Regions from separate parts of the Homo sapiens genome. Here region 2 is linked to region 1. A link is an interaction called in ENCODE POLR2A ChIA-PET data of the cell type or tissue named here. Cell type or tissue: MCF 10A. All regions are shown on one strand.

Evidence for each region. ChIA-PET counts read pairs that join two places held together with the same protein. Peaks named below come from ENCODE experiments on the same cell type or tissue, not always from the same donor. Only the 100,000 strongest peaks of a DNase experiment are listed, where the experiment ranks them.
Region 2: POLR2A ChIA-PET joins it to region 1 with 34 read pairs; 2 of 35 experiments call an interaction of 5 or more read pairs at or near these places.

The regions. Positions count from the first base shown.
Region 1 is chr13:73,367,559-73,370,058 of GRCh38, reverse strand. No RefSeq gene overlaps it. Among named protein-coding and RNA genes, the nearest start is that of LINC00392, 200 kb to the left of the region's middle. In MCF 10A, no CTCF peak of the experiment used is centred here; a DNase peak (open chromatin) is centred at 1,238.
Region 2 is chr13:73,081,410-73,083,909 of GRCh38, reverse strand. No RefSeq gene overlaps it. Among named protein-coding and RNA genes, the nearest start is that of KLF5, 24 kb to the right of the region's middle. In MCF 10A, no CTCF peak of the experiment used is centred here; DNase peaks (open chromatin) are centred at 1,239 and 2,478.

The sequences.
Region 1 (2,500 bases):
CATATATCTTGGGAAAGTATCAAAAATTATGTTTTTCTTTTCAAAGAGTGGAATGTAAAATACCCACCAAATCCTCCTGGATGGCGCCTGGGTGAATGTATTCCTTGTTATTTCATTTAAGCTGCTAAATATCTATTAGAGTAAAATTATGGGCTCTTTGCACATGGCATTTTCACTTGTAGCTTCCTGTGTGCCAAAGCAATAAATGTGATTCAGAGCCCTCCTTTTTGTAAGGCAGGTCCACCTCGGGGCTAGTTATTGCCTTACTAGTGGCCAATGGTCCCTAAGAAAAACTGTTTCCCCTATGCACTAATCCAGAGGGACTCAGAAATGGAAACCAGATTTTTTTTTTTTTTTCTGAGATTGGGTCTCACTCTGTCACCCAGGCTGGAGTACAGTGGCATGATCATGGTTCACTGCAGCCTCAACCTTCCAGGCTCAGGCAATCCTCCCACATCAGCCTCCTGAGTAGCTGGGACTACAGGCGTGCACTACCATGCCTGGCTAACTTGTTTTTATTTTATTTTATTTTATTTTTTGTAGAGATGGGGTTTCACCACGTTGGAGAGCCCAGATATTGGATAGACACAATGACAAACCAAAGCTACCTGCTAATGTTAGGCTTTCTTTAGAAAACCTCAAGACACTAGCAATTAAACTTATCAGAGGCTGTCACTCTGTGACCTTCACTCTGACCCAGGAACTGCTCTCTCCCGAAATGACCCACGCACCTTACAAAGTCAGGATGACTCCTTTCTCTCTGTCTTTTTTTTAATTAATTTTAAGACTTCCTTCTCTTTAAGCTCTTTCCACTTTACTACAGAGTATATTTCAAGTTTTTCAGGTGAGTCACCTGTATCCTCCTTTGCTAAGCAATGAATAAAAGTGGAGGGTTGGGGTATATAATTCAAATGCTTTATAAAAAAAAAGGCTGTTCCCTTTTTTAAACTATACTAACTTTCCCACCACATATAATGAATAAGTACAAGTAAGACATTGAGGTCAACAGCTTTATCAAAGCACAGAGCTGTCAGGTTATAGGACAGGATATTTGCCAAATCAGAATGCATAAACTTTTCGTATGGAAACTAGAACATGAATTAAGCTCATATCACTCAAAAAGAGCTGAATGCATCTGAAACCAAAGCACGCTGTCAGCCACCTCCATTTGCTCCGGGCGCTGATACCTTGATTAGCTATGCAAGAAGCTACCTGCTATTTTAGAATTATATGAAGTCACCTCAGGGTATCTACAAGCTTCTCACGCACAAGATACTGACTTTTTTTCCTCCTTCTTCTTGGCTTACAGCACAGTTGTTGCTACATCCAGGTAAATACTATATCAGGGATTGTTATTGCATAAGCTGTCATTAAGGCAGCTTGCCTTCTCACAGAAAAATCAGTCTGCAAACAATAATGGTTTGTTGCTAAACCCCTCTAAGACTGAAAGAACCTAGAGTTTTTGTTTTCATTTTGTTTTCTTTTGTTTTTGAGTAAGTACTCCCCTAACAGATTAAGGAGCTGAAAGCTTAATTTCTAAAAAGGATTTTTTTTTTAAATAATAAAGAATGTTCCCTTCACCCCGTCTTTTTTTGTTGTCTGTTTTAATAAATTACCTTCTCTCCTAAAATAGTAACTAAATTTATAGGAGCAAAAGAGTAGCTTACATGATAGGTATCTACCAAACGAAGCTGCCAGTGTACATAGTATTACAGGTACCATGCAGTTCAACATGTTTTTACCTGAGGTACATAGATTCTGTTTTGATACTAGACTGTTTGAAAACATTTTCAGATGAAAACTGATCATGAACGTGAAGGACTGACAGCTCAGACTTCAAAAGCCAAGGTTAATCAGGGCTTTTGTATATTTTCGCAAATAAATATATTAACATAACTAACCTTTGACCTGTACCGTCCTTAATCTTTCAGCCCCAAGCTTCTGGGAAGGGTGTAACAATTCTGGCAAACTGATCTGTGCCAAAGAGAGTGCTGAACACTTACTATGGTGTAGATCGAAACCACCTTAATCACTCACCTTTCATCTCCCCAGAGTTCTAGAGTGTAACTTATTCAAACTGTTCTTAGACTTCTTAAACTTAATCTTCTCCCACAAAACTTGACAATTTCATATATATATATATACACACACGCACACACACATGTATGTATATACATATATAAAGACAAGTACCAAATTTCTGCTTCTGCTCGTTTAGCTCAGAGGCATTTCCCAGCCCTGACTCCTGGTACAAACCATCAAAAGTGTTGCTCAGAATTGGAGTCTACATCAGACCTAGACTCAGATTGTAATCCTTTGCAACTAGCCCCTGTGCTTGCCCCTTCCTGGTGTTAGCATGTACAGTCTGTAAGTCCAATCTGCCCCGAGGCCTTAATAAAATTTCCTTTGCCACACATGCAGTTATTAAGCATGCAATTTATATTGCCAGGTGCAAAACTTTCTCATGCAAATCTCTTTGACCTGAAGTAACCAAATGCAC
Region 2 (2,500 bases), 290 kb after region 1:
CCACCACGCCTGGCTAATTTTTGTATTTTTAGTAGAGACGGGGTTTCATCATGTTGGCCAGGCTGGTCTTGAACACCTGGCCTCATGTGATCCTCCTGACTTGGCCTCCCAAAGTGCTGGAATTACAGGCATGAGCCACCGTACTAGAAACTGGGGCTTGTTTACTCTGTTTAGAAATACTGTATCTTTCCCCTCTCCAGAAAATAAGCCTATAAATCCTCACTTTTCCACTGGGTGGGGACTGATTATTCCCTATCCAAAGTGTGTTTTTGTTGGGGTTCGAAGAGAAGTGGGGAACTAAGGAATGAACAACTTAGACAAACTGTTAACAGTCTTTTGGTTTTTTTTTTGTTTAAATTTATTTATTGCAGAACACCTCAGAGACTTTATTATTCCAGCATGTGTTGTGAATCTTCTAGATTTGGCAGGTCCTTGTTTAACCATAGGGCCCTTTTCCTACAGGTGTGTCCGAGGAATTCATCTGAGAGAAATACTGCATTAGATGCTTAAAATAGGTGAAGATCTCTTGAAACTTTAGATAGGAAGAGGTGCCACCACTTGACTCCATGGCATGTCTTTGGAGGTTCCTGGGACAGTACTCAGGAGTTTGGACACTGTCATCTTTATTCATCCAATTTTGTCCTGGGCAAGATCTTGCTGGTTGAAACGAAGTGATTTGGGGGTTGTTTCCTTCATCAAAGAAGCTGTTGAATAGTTCTGAAGGCTAGATCTTTACCTAGAAGTCTATGCGAGTTTCTATTCAATATCTATCTACTCCTACTGTTTCTTTGTAAACAAACTATAGCGATTAGACAAAAATTGGGCAGTACGCCAAGTTCCAATTGGCAAGATTATGTGAGTGGATATATACATATACATATATACATATATATATATGTATATATAGTCATTCAAATGTCTTTGGGTACCAAATAGCATTAAGCTTTAACCTTCATATTTAAGAATATTACCATTTATATGACACCAAATGCCTTCATGGGGTGACATGCACTGAGAGGGTCAGATGGAATAAAGATTGCTGATTTACAAACAAAAATGAAACTTCTGAGTTTTCATGTAACAAACTCTTCCAATCGTATATAGCTTTTATGGGATTTATTGTGCTTTTCTTCTTTTTATTTTTTTGAGACGAGGTCTCATTCTGTTGCTCAGGCTGGAGTGCAGTGGTGTGAATACAGCTCCCTGCAATCTCAGCCTCCTGGGCTCAAACGATCCTCCCACTCAGTCTCCAGGTAGCTGAGTCAACAAGCACGAGGCACGCACCAACCTAATTTTTTTAGTTTTTATAGAGACAGGGTCTCCTGGGCCCAAGCAGTCCTCCTGCCTTGACTTCCCAAAGTGCTGGGATTACAGGCATGAGCCACCATATTTTTTGTCTTAATAGTCACTGTTAAAACAGTTACAAATTTCCAGGTTTTGTCACCTATAACTTCAGTATGAGTAATTTTTAAAAAAGTCTCCCATTGATTAGTTTCACACTGTAGTCAAGAATCTAACCAAAGATGGAATTTGGTTAACTTCAAAGTAGGGACCAGATTTAGTAATAGAGAATAAAGCCCTTCTTTGTTACATTACAGCCCACGAGTTAATCCAAAAAGTTCTGGTGGGCTTAATTACAGATAGGAAAAGGAATTTAGCTAGATTTTTAAAAATATTTTTATGTAGGCAGGCCAGGTCATGTTTATCTAAGGATTCTCTAATTGGATGCCATGAAGTGACATGCTTAATGTGAGCTGCAATATAAGAATGAAATGACAACATGAAGTAGAACAAGATAACTTAGTAGTGGGGAGAATAAAAATTAACTGAAGATAGTTAACCCCAAAACATTACTTATTTGAAATCAAGTCACATAATTGCACTTGGAACCTGGTATATTGCTCAATTTTTGTCTAATTGCTGTAGCTCGTTTACAGATAAACAGTCAGAATATGTTTGAACCCAGATAGTCATTAAATGAGCATAACAATGATAAGCAATTAAATTATTTGCAACTTTGAAAAGTTGGTTAGGCATAGTTGCCTTTTGAAAATCATTTTCCCTTGAAAACTCACTAATACTGTTTAAAAATACACAAGGTATTACATGTTTGCTTGCATTATAATCACAGTTTCATGTTCACATACCTTATCAAAAATCCAACACCAACACTGTATCAACAGTGCAACATGAAGAGGAAATTTGGCAAACATTAGATGTATTCAATTGCTGCAGTGGCTTAAGTCAATTCACACAGAAATAGGAGGTAATTTTTTGACATCTCCTTATCAATCAATTAGAGCTGAATCACAAAAAGAATCTAAGAAGTTTCAGGGCAGGGGTGGACACAGTAGCTCACGCCTGTAATCACAAGTTGGGAAGTCAAGGTGGAGGGATCCCTTGATCCCAGGAGTTCAAGACCAGCCTGGGCAACACAGGGAGGCTCCCGTCTTCAGACACACACAAAATTAGCCAGGCATGATGACTCACACCTGTAGTC